Linked DNA regions of Homo sapiens: region 2 is linked to region 1. A link is an interaction called in ENCODE POLR2A ChIA-PET data of the cell type or tissue named here. Cell type or tissue: PC-3. All regions are shown on one strand. Each heading gives the region's core, and the rest is flanking DNA. Links, peaks and the distances in the headings are about the cores only. Region 1 overlaps KCMF1 (potassium channel modulatory factor 1). Region 2 overlaps KCMF1 (potassium channel modulatory factor 1).

Region 1 (7,163 bases), core at 1,215-6,214:
GGATAATTTCGTACCTAGTGTTTTAATTTTTTTTTTTTTTGAGACAGAGTCTTGCACCGTCGCCCGGGCTGGAGTGCAATGGCGGCGTGATCTCAGCTCACTGCAACCTCTGCCTCCCAGGTTCAAGCGATTCTCCTGCCTCAGCCTCCCGAGTAGCTGGGATTACAGGTGCCTGCCACCATGCCCAGCTAACTTTTTGTATTTTTTAGTAGAGATGGGGTTTCACTATGCTGGCCAAAATGGTCTCAAACTCGACCTCGTGATCCACCCGCCTCGGCCTCGCAAAGTGCTGGGATTACAGGCGTGAGCCACCACGCTCAGCCGTGTTTTAATTTTTACTGCACATGAAACCAATATTGCATGTGCCCCTTAAACTGTGCATGCAAACTAAGAAACAGGCATGTCATATATAGTAAACACGGCTGCAGGGCTTCTCTACAAAACTGTTAAGAGCTTTTAGCACCCATTCCTCCATCACACTTAGTTTTTTACACATGCCTGTATCAGTAAGCCATATCAGACCCCACTTACAGTAGACTTAATATTGGTACTGAACACTGTTACAGGAATCCCATTCAAAAGATTCTTTTCTGCAGCCACCTGCTACCGTAACCTCTCTAGTATTCTCCTTCTACCCCCCAACCCACTTTGTCCTTAACTAGAGCTATGAACTATTGATATATGTGCTTACCCCAACATCCATGGAGTAAATATATAAAGCGTTAATATTTGCAGTGAGGAGCCTAGCTTTTTTCCTGGAAACTAAGGCTTGGACGTATCAAGAGAACTCTGAACCTGTTACCCGTTCTTTTAACTGTGGCCCACAGACCGGAAAAAAACACAAAAGCCTTGGTGACCTTTGAAAATCTGTCAGCATATTATTGAAATTTCTAATATTGAGAGGGAAAATGGGGGGTGGGGATAATGGGCTGGATTTTTTTTGTTACGTCTATTATTTCTAATAGTGTAATCTGCTATCCTACTTCATTTCTCTGGGGGCCACAGGGAGAGAAGTTTTCTCTTACTTTACCTGAGCCTAATTATAAGAATCCACTACTTTGTTAGTAGCAAACCTAGGTTCTACTTCTGTGGATTTTTTTTTTTTTAACAAAACAATGCAATATAAATACAAAGATTTCACGGTAGCCAACCACAGAAATTCTGTCTTATGATTGCAGCCATACAAGGAAGCACAGTTATTTCTACTTGTTCAGAGCTGAAATTAAACTTCTTCCAGAGCACCTCGAGGGGAAAGATTTAAATGATTTCTAAACAGGAAGTAAAGACAAGCACTGTAGAACATTTATAAACTTATATCCTAGACACTCAAAACTCAACGAAACAAAAAATTCTCAAAATTCAGGATCTGGTCCTTAGAAATTTGAAGGTGCTGCCAAAATAAACAGTGGTATATTTTGATTTTGTCTCCATCAAAGTCTTTGCAATTAATTTTTATTCAATAGTACATCCAGTAATAAGATTTTCATTCAGAAACTAAAGAAAAAGGACACAAGAATTTCAAGGGCTTGAATATATTTTTATATTGATATTCTGTGTCGTTCTACCCTAAAATAATACATTATTGATTACATACAGGATGAGGTGAGGTATTTGTAAAATATCTGGTAAAAAATAATTAATATACAGTATTCTACATGAGATGGAATCTTATGACTCCTTAGGTCTTCTGCAGTGTTAAAAGTGATCATCTAAATTAAACTGCTCTGAATGGACTTACAGTTGTTCCCTAAAACCATGTTAAAAAATGAAGGCTTTTACATTTTCCCAGAATTTGTGCAGAAAAGGGAAAGTACATATAATTGGCATTTATTTCTCACATCCAAAATAATGCATTCACACAAAACCAGGATCTCCCATGTTTAGCATAAAAAGAAAAAAAATACTGGATTAGAGATATAAAATCTCAGAGTAATGGTTAGGTTAATCCACTAACACCAAAGAAATTCAAGTGGTCAACAGTCTTGAAAATGCTTTATTGAAATGTGTGACTTATGTGCAGATGTGTTTGAAAGACCACAGCTTGAAAACTGATTTTTGAAACTTCTCAACAACCAAATGAAAAAAAATGAAAATCCCTAATGGGCTTGACTTCTAGTGTAACCAGAAGCCTGGTGTAAAGTTTTCCTTTAAACATTATCCATTACAGAACTAAAGAAAACAAAGCTATTGTATTTGGAAATCGTTGGAGTTTGAAGTTTCAGAGGAGAAGCAACAGTTTTTCAGACATGTAGGGTGACTTCTTTTTTGGTTACATTTGGATGAACATGGACTTCACAGTTCTCGGAAGAACACCGGAGGGGTGTTCAAGTCTGTATGCTTGTCATGTTGAAGAAACGGAGATACACGGACAGGAAAGGAAAAGGATGACAGGAGAAAGAGAGGAGACTTTGAAAAGGGCTCAGAGAAAAGAGAACTGGAACGAGACATGATTAGGTTAAGTCTAGTTATAAATTTATCAGAAGCTGTGCGCACCTTTTTAAAAGTCCTAAATTTACATTCCAAAAACTGCCCTCCCAACCCCCAAACCCGCTGTCCCTGCCTTGGAGCTATTGTGAAAGTCTATGCACAAAAACTGAAACAGGAAATAAAAAATAACCCGGCCCTTCCAAACCCCAAAACAAACCCAAAAAAAGCTGTACATTTTTTTTACACATAGGATTAATAATATAGGCATATAGGTGGCATGATTCAATTAAAAGGCTTTACTTTTTATGCCAGAAAAAACCCAATAAATAAAAGGTGCTAAAATTAGCATTAAGAATTTGGTTGTAATATACTGACAAATCTGGGAAGGCAAATCCTCAAAGCTCCCCTGATACTGATCTGTCTCAGCAAACTACAAAGCAAATACATAAATAATGCAAAATATGATTGAGAATGTGAGATTTTTAAAAACAAAGACAACATAATTCAGGTTAACTCTGTTGAACAGTCAATAAATGAAATTCATCTACACCTGAATAAAACATATTTAACAATTGAAAAAATTTTAAACAACCACAAAAAGTAAAAACTTTAAACAAACATGAACAGGATTTGTTTTTAGGGCACACAAAGGCCCCTGCAGCAGATTCCAACAGTAGCTTTACTGGTGTGTCTTCTACAGATGAGTTAAAGAGACAGGCTGAGCTCCACACAGGCAAGATGACTAACAGGGCGACAGGACAGTCACACAGGGCGGAGTGCCACACCCGGCTATAATCCCCAGATTCCACTGCAGAGCTGGCTTTGTGCGTAGGAGGCACACAAAGAAAGGTGATTCAGGCAGACATTATTCAAAAGCTACTTCGTCGTGTAACCATTGAATAATGTTTGGGAAAGCTTTGGGCTTTGTATTTTTTTTTTAAGTTTTACTCCTTGTATTTAACTTCTTAAATAACAAGGTCACTAAAACTCATGCACGCTGCAAAAAACCTCATGCAGTAGTTAAGGTAAACCATCCAAGCAGTTTTTATTCATTAATATTCATAAATACACACAGCAGCTTCATTAGAGATTTCAATTTTCCTCTTCAGTTTGAATGTGGAGTATTAGGAGAGCCTTTTGCATGTCAAGGTACAGGAAGCAGAGATCACCCCTGCACTGCTACCTACATTTACCTGCTAGAAGTAAAAATTAGTTAAGTGGAAATGATTATCATATATATTTTCTCTCTTCCTTTTGAATGTACACAATGTAACAAGAGTGACAGACCTGAAATTACAATCACCAAACAAACCCAAGATAGTTGTTGTCCACTTTCATTGGCAAATACAGCACAGAGGACATTGTCTGCGAATTGGGATGTCATCAAAGAGGAGGTGGTGGAGGCTCATTTCCTTTATTACTCTCTTTTAAATTTAGGTTTTCTAAAGCAACATCTAAAGGCATAATATCTACACAGCCCATAGCACCAAAATCTGCCATCTCCCCCCGATCATCCTCATCTGAGGATGAGCTCTCTTCACGCACTAAAGTGGACAGAAGGAGCTCTTGGACAAACAGGCTGCGGTCTGCACGCTCGCTTTCCATGGACTGGCGCTCCGTTTCAGACATTTTAGGATCATTCAACCTGTGTAAGTTAAAAAGAAAAGACCTTATTGTTAAAAAGTCAATGAACAATGGCATGGCCAATTTCTACAGTGCTCTCCACTGTGAAGTTTTACAGGTGGCAAAATTCAGAATGAGACATTGCTGGAATACTTGGCTGTAATTTATCCTTAATTGTGTTGAGACGAATTCCCCACACTTGTTGCAATACTGTTACCTGGAGGTGCAAATCTATGCTTTAATTAGACTCAATGAGAAAAAAAAAGACATTTAGACTTTTTCCACTCCAGAGAAAGCTAGGTGAAAATTTTCTAAGGAAAACAGGATTTCTTACAGATTAGATGCTTGGGAAAGTATCTAACCAGAATTTCATCTGGGGGTAAATAAAAAGAGGAAAATAAAACACAAAAACAAAATCTGCAGTGAACAGAATATTCAACTGAAAAATATCCTAAGATTTCCTCTGACTTTTCTCTATTACTCTATTTAATTCTTCTTGGTATATGCAGAAGCTAGAAAGGGCAAGAAAACACATACATACAAACTCCTACATTTCTTCTACCAAGGACCTACAGTGTAGCAGGGCAGACACAAGGTCTACCTGCCTGACTTGCTCCCCTGATGCATGTACTTATGAGATCTGGGCTATGCTGGGAAACCTGGCTCATCTGCACAGAGACTAGACAAATTTCTTGATGAAATATAACATTTAGGATATAAATGAAACTGCAAGGCTTGTGAGGATCTTCAAGTTGGGGTTAGCAAAATGAACTGGTCCCACTGTCAAAAGATTAGATCTGGCCAGGCACGGTGGCTCATGACTGTAATCCCAGCACTTTGGGAGGCCAAGGCGGGCGGATCACCTGAGGTCAGGAGTTTGAGACCAGCCTGGCTAATGTGGTGAAACCCCATTTCTACTAAAAATACAAAAAATTAGCCAGGTGTGGGGGTGCGTGCCTATAATCCCAGCTACTCGGGAGGCTGAAGTAGGAGAATCGCTTAAACCTGGGAGGCGGTGGTTGCAGTGAGCCGAGATCGTGCCATTGCACTCCAGCTTGGGCAACAAGAGCGAAATTCTATCTCAAAAAAAGACCGATCTGACTTACACACTCCAATAATCACTTTCTAAAAGGTCAACTATCTTGGACTTCAAAGAAACTGTGACCTTACCATCAGTTGCAGGGCAACATGAATAGGAACTGCCCCTGGTCAAAGAAAAGACCAAAAATAAGGCTTGGGCCCTATATATATCACATAAGAGCTGTGTGACCAGAGAGCAGGATCTCCCCTGCATACACTGCAGCCGTTCTCCTTGCCTTGAAAATTCACAATGCATGTTAATATATTTGAAGTTCTAAGAAGCCCAACAGTAAATAATCTCTTAATTTTCCTTACTTTGCTTTCTGCAACCTTATTAATTGGGGGTGGAAGAACATAAGTAATTACATATATTCCTTTGAATATATGAAGTTAAGAGAGTATTTCTGGGGAAATATTGCCTTAAATAAATCATATGAATATAATACAATAAAAGATGTGGAAAGTGGTTTGCAAACTGCATGGTACCATAGAATGTACAGTATCAGATGATAGAAGGGGGATTTCAAGAAGCTACAACCAGAATCCACAGACAGCACTCAGAGGTCACTCATACCATGCTCTGAGAGTTGGGTGTGGAATAAATGCACAGAAAAAAATTACAGATCAAGCTGAGTAGTTTGGGTCTTAAAAAAAAAAAGGATAGGGCAAGGGTGGGTAGGAAGATGTCTTTTCCAAAGGGCACTGGCAAGACATTCCACCCACAGTTCTGTGAACTCTCAGTAGAAATGCACGCTAGTAGATCTCCTTTTTGAGGTAGGGACTTAGATCTGGTATGTTATAGACCTGCTGCTGGTCAGTCCCTATGGGGAAGGCTACATGGCAGCAGGTAGCTCCATCTGTGGCTCTGTGGTTTTCTTACATTAAAGCAGCATTATCTGGTAATAACCAGGCACAGTTACTGACCTTGCAGAGATAATTCAAAGGTAAATTACCCATTTAAAATGTTTTTCTTGGTTTCATAACAAATGTTGATAACGAGTACCATTAATTGGACCTTTACTATAGGCCAGATAGTGAGCCAGACCATACACATACCAGTATTCCATTTAATCCTCAAAATAATTATCTCTCTAAAGGCAAAACTTCTGGGATACTGATGATAAAATTGAGGTTTGGAGGAGTGAAATGACTTGCCTGAGGTCCAAAACTTGTAATTGGCAAAGCTGGGGCTCTAGCCCAGGGATTTTCAAGCATTTTTTATTCTGCACCCACAATATGTTATTTATAACTATACACATGCACCACTGTATTAACAGAGTATGAGATAAAAGAAACATAAGTAGAAATTATAATATTTTCCTCTAACATCCCAATGAATTGTCATACACACTGCATTTTGGAAATAATCATGTATTACACAAACTTTATTCTTCATTTTACAGTTCTTCCTTTATGTTCCTCTCTGCTCCCTTAAAAGCCCAATTAGTCCAGGTTCATTATCTGTTGAGGCTAAGTCTCCACTCATCATTGCTCTTTTAAGAATTCTTTATATTCCTAAAAGTCACATAAAATGCCTGTGAAGTTTTGGCAGACAAATACATGCAGTTGCTAACAGTTTCAGAAGCAAACAAGAACTCCATCTAGTAGAGTAGTTTACTGTTTTACTAAATATTATTTATACCATAGGAAGCCATTTTTTTAAGTTACTTTTGTGTGCCAACCATAAAAATTTAAATCTAGCTTTTTTAGAAATTCACAGGAGAAAACTGCCACTGTATTATGAAATCCTTCTTATACTTTTAATATTTCAAAGCAGATTAAAACTGGCAATAACAAGCAACGTTAATTATGATAAATACACCTAATATGAACCATATATATATAATGATATAGTGTTTAAGTTTTATGGGTACTATGGCAAAACAATTCATATTATATGATGATATATACCTTGAGAACAAGACCAGTTATTTTATTTTAGAGACAGGGTCTCACTCTTGTCACCCAGGCTGGAGTGCATGGTGCAATCTTGGCTACTGCAACCTCTGTCTCCAGGGCTCAAGCGATCCTCC
Region 2 (7,163 bases), core at 1,447-6,446, 57 kb after region 1:
AAGAGATTTATTTCCAAACATTATCAAATTACAAGGGGCTTATGAAACACAGGGTTCTTGCTAGATTTTATTGAGATTAAAAAATATATTTCATAGCTGGGCGCAGTGGCTTACGGCTGTAATCCCAGCACTTTGGGAGGTTGAGATGGGCGGATCACGAGGTCAGGAGATCGAGACCATCCTGGCTAACACGGTGAAACCCCGTCTCTACTAAAAACACGAAATTAGCTGGGCATGGTAGCGGGCACCTGTAGTCCCAGCTACTCGGGAGGCTGAGGCAGGAGAATGGCGTGAACCTGGGAAGCGGAGCTTGCAGTGAGCCGAGACTGTGCCACTGCACTCCAGCCTGGGTGACTCCATCTCAAAAAAAATCAATATCGTCTTAGTTATATTTAATTTTTTATGACACAATAGGTAGAAATCTATGTTGTAAAAATTAAATATTGAACTTATTTATTTTGAGGTTGCTATTATTTTTCTTTTTTTTTTAATGTCCCCTGAAGTCTACCACACATCTATTCCTGTTTCTTTTTCTAATCTATCCTTTATTACTCATTGCCTATTAAGGAGTATTTTCTCCAGGGGACATTTAAGTACTAGGGGCTGAATGTAAATGCCACCAGGTTTTCTGTGAGATTTCCTCACTTCCTTGTCTCCTGTCAGGGCCTCTAACTGGGAATTATTTTGACACTATAATTAGGTCAAACTCACTAGTGACTATGTGATACTATTTTTATTTTTCCATGTGGAAAGTATGTAATTTGTCTTATGTTATCCCTACATCAAACAAAATTATTTCCCCCTTTCTCTTATATGCAAATAATTCTGCTTTTACTCATTCTAACAGTTTTCATTCTGGTATCTACCCATATCTATAAATAGTATAGGAAAATGAAAGTTCTTCTGATCTTATTTCTTTTAAGTCCAACTTATTTATTGTAAGTAGGTATAGGTACTCAGTTATTTCACTGTAACGTCAGATTCTAATGTAGTTAAAGACTCACCTATTAACCTTACTTCAGGATAATCAATAGGCATTAAATTATTTGTTATAAAAAATAAATGAGGCCGGGTGTGGTGGCTCACGCCTGTAATCCCAACACTTTGAGAGGCCGAGGCAGGCAGATCACGAATTCAGGAGTTCAAGACCAGCCTGGCCAACATGGTGAAACCGTGTCTCTACTTAAAAAATACAAAAATTAGCCGGGTGTGTTGGCGGGCACCTGTAATCCCAGCTACTTGGGAGGCTGAGGCAGAAGAATTGCTTCAACCCGGGAGGCTGAGGTGGCAGTGAGCAGAGATCACGCCACTGCACTCCAGCCTGGGCGACAGAGCAAGACTCTGTCTCAGATATATAAATAAATAAATAAGAGGCCAGGCGCAGTGGCTCATGCCTGTAATCCCAGCACTTTGGGATTACTCCAGCCTGGGTGACAGAGCAAGACTACGTCTTGGATGGATGGATGGATGGATGGATGGGTGGGTGGATGGATGGATGGGTGGGTGGGTGGGTGGGTGGACAGATAGGTAGGTAGATAGACAGACAGACAGATAGATAGATAGATAGATAGATAGATAGATAGATAGATAGATAGATAGGTAAGAGGCCCAGCACAGTGGGTCATAGCTGTAATCCCAGCACTTTGGGAGTCCGAGTTGGGTGGATCACTTGAGGTCAGGAGTTCAAGACCAGCCTGACCAACATGGTGAAACCCTGTCTCTACTAAAAATACAAAAAAAAAAAAAATTAATTGGGCGGGGTGGTACACGCCTGTAATCCCAGCTACTTGGGAGGCTGAGGCAGGAAAACAGCTTGAACCCAAGAGGCAGAGGTTGCAGTGAACCGGGATCACGTATCACTGCACTCCAGCCTGGGTGACAGAGCAAGACTCTGTCTCAAATAAGTAAGTAAGTAAGTAAGTAAATAAATAAATAAATAAATAAATAAGGCGTTGGCTCTGACAGGGTTGAGAATTATTAATTTAGTGGATCTTAACCAGAACTTCTTAAAAACAGAAAAGAATTAGAAATTATCAGACTATACTGCAAATCAGGTATTATTTTATAAAGTGTTTGTTTCCATTATGTATGTGTTTTCTGGGTGCTATAAATATGTATTATAGGCTGGCCATGGTGGCTCATGCCTATAATCCCAGCAGTTTGGGAGGCCAAAGCGGGTGGATCACCTGAGGTCAGGAGTTTGAGACCAGCCTGGCTAACATGGTGAAACCCTGTTTCTACTAAAAATACAAAAAAAATCAGCCGGGCATGGTGGCGTGCACCTGTAATCCCAGCTACTCGGGAGGCTGAGGCAGGAGAAGTGCTTGAACCTGGGAGGCAGAGGTTGCAGTGAGCCAAAATCACACCACTGCACTCCAGCTTGGGCAACAAGAGAGAAACTCCGTCTCAAAAATAAATAAATAAATAAGTAAAATGTACTTTTTGGCTGGGCACGGGGGCTTATGCCTGTAATCCCAGCACTATGGGAGTCCGAGGTGGGCAGATCACTTGAGGTCAGGAGTTCAAGACCAGCCTGGCCAACATGGAGAAACCCTGTCTCTACTAAAAATACAAAAAACAATAGCTGGGTGTGGTGATGCACACCTGTAATCCCAGCTACTCGGGAGGCCGAGGCATGAGAACACTTGAATCCAGGAGGCGGACGTTGCAGTGAGCCAGGATTGCACCGCTGCTCTCCAGCCTGGGTGACAAAGTGAGATTCCATCTCAAAAAAAAAAAAAAAAAAAAAAAAGAAAATGTATTTTTTGCTGTAAGTCAACATCAAATTAGTATGCAAGGCACTGCTAAGTGCTCCCTCAACCCCAAGGCCTTTCAACCCTTATAGATGAGGCACAATAACTGAACAGACACCACTCAACAATTTTACAAGGTACCTCATGCTCCTTGCCTCCTTCAGAAAGGTCTCCTCCCTTCCTGAGATCTGTGTCCTACTCTGTGATCCATTTCCTAATATGATGCCTTCCTCTTAAGAGGAGACCATGGGGAGTGAGGGGTAAGAAATATATGCCTTCTTCAAGTCCTCAATTGCTTTTTCACCTTTTCGGTCTTAAAAGCAAACAAAAGAATCATGGGCATGGTAACCGCCTTTTTAGATATGATGAAATCCAGAAAGCAAAAAGGAAAGGCAGAGGATATGTCTATAATAAAAATGAGTATCTTTTGGGGAACCAAGACACTACGTATAAGCCAAATGAAAATGGAAAAAAAATCCTATAATTAAAAAGGTTTAATATCCTCAAGACCTACAACAATCAGGAAGAAACAAGCAATTTTATGAGGGAAAAAAAAGTGAGCACCACAAAAAAATTTTCAGTGAAACTAAGTTGCAAACCTGTTCTATGACTGAGTAGTTGTCACGCTAGGTATAGTCATGCACAACACTTAAATCAACAATAGACTGCATAGCCACGGCAGTCTCATAAGATCATACATTTTTATTGTATCTTTTCTATGTTTACATACAGTTATTATTCTGTTATAATTACCTACAGTATTCAGTACAGTAACATACTGTACAGGTTTGTAGCCTAGGAGCAATAGCTTAGCCTGGCCAACATACATAGCCCAGATGTGTAGTAGGCTATACCGTCTAGGTTTCTGTAAGTACACTCTATGATGTTCACACAATGACAAAATCACCTAACGATGCATTTCTCAGCACGTATCCCTCTCATTAAGCAAAGAATCACTATACATACCCAGCTACTTATTAAATTATCTCATTAATTCTAATAATTTTTAAAGAGACTTTTAGGTTAGGCCAGGCATGGTGGCTCACTCCTCTGTAATCTCAGCAGTTTAGGAGGCCGAGGCAGGTGGATCACCTGAGGTCAGGAGTTTGAGACGAGTCTGGCCAACATGGTGAAACCCTGTCTCTACTAAAAATACAAAAATTGGCCGAGCATGGTGGTGCACATCTGTAATCCCAGCTTCTCAGGAGGCTGAGGCAGGAGAATCGCTTGAACCCAGGAGGCGGAGGTTCCAGTGAGCCGGGATTGCACCACTGCACTCCAGCCTGGGTGACAGAGCCAAGACTCTGTCTCAAAAAAAAAAAAAAAAAAAAAATCTTAGGTTATTTAGGTATAAAGTATTATCAGCAAAAAGAGAGATTATTTTTGATTTTTAGCTCTTATTTTCAAATGTTTGCTTATTTATATTGGTTCTTGATTTCCTGTCTTATTATCGTCAATTTACAAGTGGTTGGGTGACATTACTTTAGAGGGAGAACACTATCAGCAATTCTAGACACCTGCAGTGTAACAGACAATACTACACAACGAAGACTCACCTTTCACATAACTGTCAAATGTCCCAAAAGAAAAACCTGTTTATAATTACTTGAGTGTAGAAGCTAAATCAATTTTTATATAGGTACTAAGTACTTTTGCATGATTTTAACATACACACTGAAATCACCAGTAATACAATTGCTTGGAACTTGAAACTATGAGCTGTTCAAAAAGAAACAACATTGACGGCAATACTGCTTGTGGTATCTGAACTTCAATACAACATGTCTGTTATGGACTTGCATTTGAAGCCATCACATTTATAGAGTATCTGACTTCTTCATTACTTCTTTAAATAACTTCCTAAGCATCTGTATCTTGAAAGGCATATTATCACATATTGTTTTCATTTTTCCTTTACATTTGAGCATTTTACTTAAAGTATGTGAATAAGAGTTCTTTTTAAAAATGGATTTTTTAAAGACACAGGGTTTCAATGTATTGCCCACGCTTGTTTTGAACTCCTGGCCTCAAGTGATCTTTCCAACTTGGCCTCCCAGTGTTGGGATTACAGGCATGAGCCATCGTGCTCAGCCAAGAATTCTTTATAAAAGAATTCTAATGAATAAACACAGAAATAAAAATGATAAAGTTGGAAAGTCAACCTCTTGCAATCACTAACAAAGGATAGATAGATCCAAGTAGCTCACATCAGTGACAGACAATAAAGGAACAGCCTGACATCTGAACCCACTGAGACAACCAGACATTCTAAGCCTGTCAGTATGATGTAATAAGAAGTATAACACTCATATTCTTATAAAAACATATTCGGCACCTACGAAATATTCTTACCAAAGACAAAAACCTGAATCAAGACTCTAGAACTGATACCCTGAAACTCTGAACATATCTATCATAGCAAGAAAAACAAAATAATAAAATTGGCCAGGCACGGTTGGCTCACACCTGTAATCCCAGCACTTTGGGAGGCCAAGGTGGGTGGATCACGAGGTCAGGAGTTCCAGACAAGCCTGACCAACATGGTGAAACCCCGTCTCCACTAAAAATATGAAAATTAGCTGGGGTTGGTGGTGGGCGCCTGTAATCCCAGCTACTCAGAAGGCTGAGGCAGGAGAATTGCTTGAACCCAGGAGGCGGAGGTTGTAGTGAGCCAAGATCGCACCACTGCACTCCAGCATGGGCAACAGAGCAAGACTCCATCTCAAAAAAAAAAAATTAATAAAATTTAAATTTCGAAAAAGGCTCTAGAACTGAGCACCACTTAAAAGAAATACAGGCGATGAAAAGAATGTATTAAAATATCATTAAAATGCAATCCCAAATATGGGAAATACTATCAAAGGAATGATCCAGTTTTTTCAACAAATAAACAGTATTTTCAAGAAGAGGGCTACTATAAATAGACATTTTAAAGGACCTATCAACCAAATGTAACATGTGGATCTTATCTGGATCCTGATTTTAACAAACTAAAAAGACATACTTGACAAATGAGAAAACTGAACATGAACTGAGTATTAAATATTAAAGAAGTGTTGTTGGCTGGGCGTGGTGGCTCATGCCTGTAATCCCAGCACTTTGGGAGGCCGAGGTGGGTGGATCAGCTGAGGTTGGGAGTTTGAAACCATCCTGACCAACATGGAGAAACCCCGTTTCTACTAAAAATGCAAAATTAGCTGGGTGTGGCGGCGCATGCCTGTAAACCCAGCTATTCAGGAGGCTGAGGCAGGAGAATCGCTTGAACCCGGGAGGTGGAGGTTGCAGTGAGCTGAGATCACGCCATTGCACTCCAGCCTGGGCAACAAAAGCGAACCTCCGTCTCAAAAAAAAAAGAAGTATTGTTAGTTTAGTGAGGTGTGATAGTAACATTGCAATTCCATATACACACACAAGTGTGTGTAGTGCATCACTATCCAGTAGTTACAGATAAATACAGAAATATTTGTGAGTAAAAGGATATGCAGGTCTGAAATTTGCTTTAAAATGTTCATACTTGGCCGGGCGCGGTGGCTCACGCCTGTAATCCCAGCACTTTGGGAGGCCGAGATGGGCGGATCACAGGGTCAGGAGATCGAGACCATCCTGGCTAACATGGTGAAACCTCGCCTCTACCAAAGATACAAAAAAATTAGCCGGGCATGGTGGCGAGTGCCAGTAGTCCCAGCTACTTGGAAGGCTGAGACAGGAGAATGGCGTGAACCCAGGAGGCGGAGCTTGCAGTGAGCCGAGGTCACGCCACTGCACTCCAGCCTGGGTGACAGAGCAAGACTCTGTCTCAAACAAAACAAAACAAAACAAAACAAAACAAAACAAAACAAAACAAAACAAAACAAAACAAAAAATGTTCAAACTCAAAAATGGGGGGTAGGTCAAGCGCAGTAGCTCACACCTGTAATCCCAGCACTTTGGGAGGCCAAGGTGGGCGGGTCACTTGAGGTCAGGAGTTTGAGACCAGCCTGGCCAACATGATGAAACCCTGTCTCTACTAAAAATACAAAAAATAGCCAGGCACGGTGGCGCATGCCTGTAATCCCAGCTACTCGGGAGGCTGAGGCAGCAGAATCGCTTGAACCCAGGAGGTGGAGGGTGCAGTGAGCCGAGACTGCACCATTGCACTCCAGCCTGGGGCACAAGAGTAAAATTGCATCTCAAAAATAAATAAATAAATAAATAAATAAATAAATAAATAAATAATGGGGGTAGAGAATTGACCAAAAAATGATAAAATGTTGATGTGAAGCTGGGTAATAGATTAAGGGAGTACATCAACTATGTGTTAATCTCGGTCCATACAAAACAAATTATCTCCCAACAGAAAAAAGTGATTATCACCTCGGTGATCTTCTCTGTATTGCAGGTTGACACTATCTGTGGATCAACACTCTGTGA

Evidence for each region. ChIA-PET counts read pairs that join two places held together with the same protein. Peaks named below come from ENCODE experiments on the same cell type or tissue, not always from the same donor. Only the 100,000 strongest peaks of a DNase experiment are listed, where the experiment ranks them.
Region 2: POLR2A ChIA-PET joins it to region 1 with 15 read pairs; 3 of 35 experiments call an interaction of 5 or more read pairs at or near these places.

Annotation. Positions count from the first base shown.
Region 1 is chr2:85,050,057-85,057,219 of GRCh38, reverse strand. KCMF1 (potassium channel modulatory factor 1) reads right to left here. Exons shown (of 7, transcript NM_020122.5): 7 at 1-4,072. The coding sequence ends at 3,811. Among named protein-coding and RNA genes, the nearest start is that of LINC01964, 14 kb to the left of the region's middle. In PC-3, for the core only: no CTCF peak of the experiment used is centred there; a DNase peak (open chromatin) is centred at 3,209; H3K4me3 peaks cover 927 bases; H3K27ac peaks cover 2,044 bases.
Region 2 is chr2:84,993,354-85,000,516 of GRCh38, reverse strand. The region is part of intron 1 of KCMF1 (potassium channel modulatory factor 1); the gene reads right to left. Among named protein-coding and RNA genes, the nearest start is that of KCMF1, 26 kb to the right of the region's middle. In PC-3, for the core only: no CTCF peak of the experiment used is centred there; a DNase peak (open chromatin) is centred at 3,376; H3K27ac peaks cover 2,512 bases.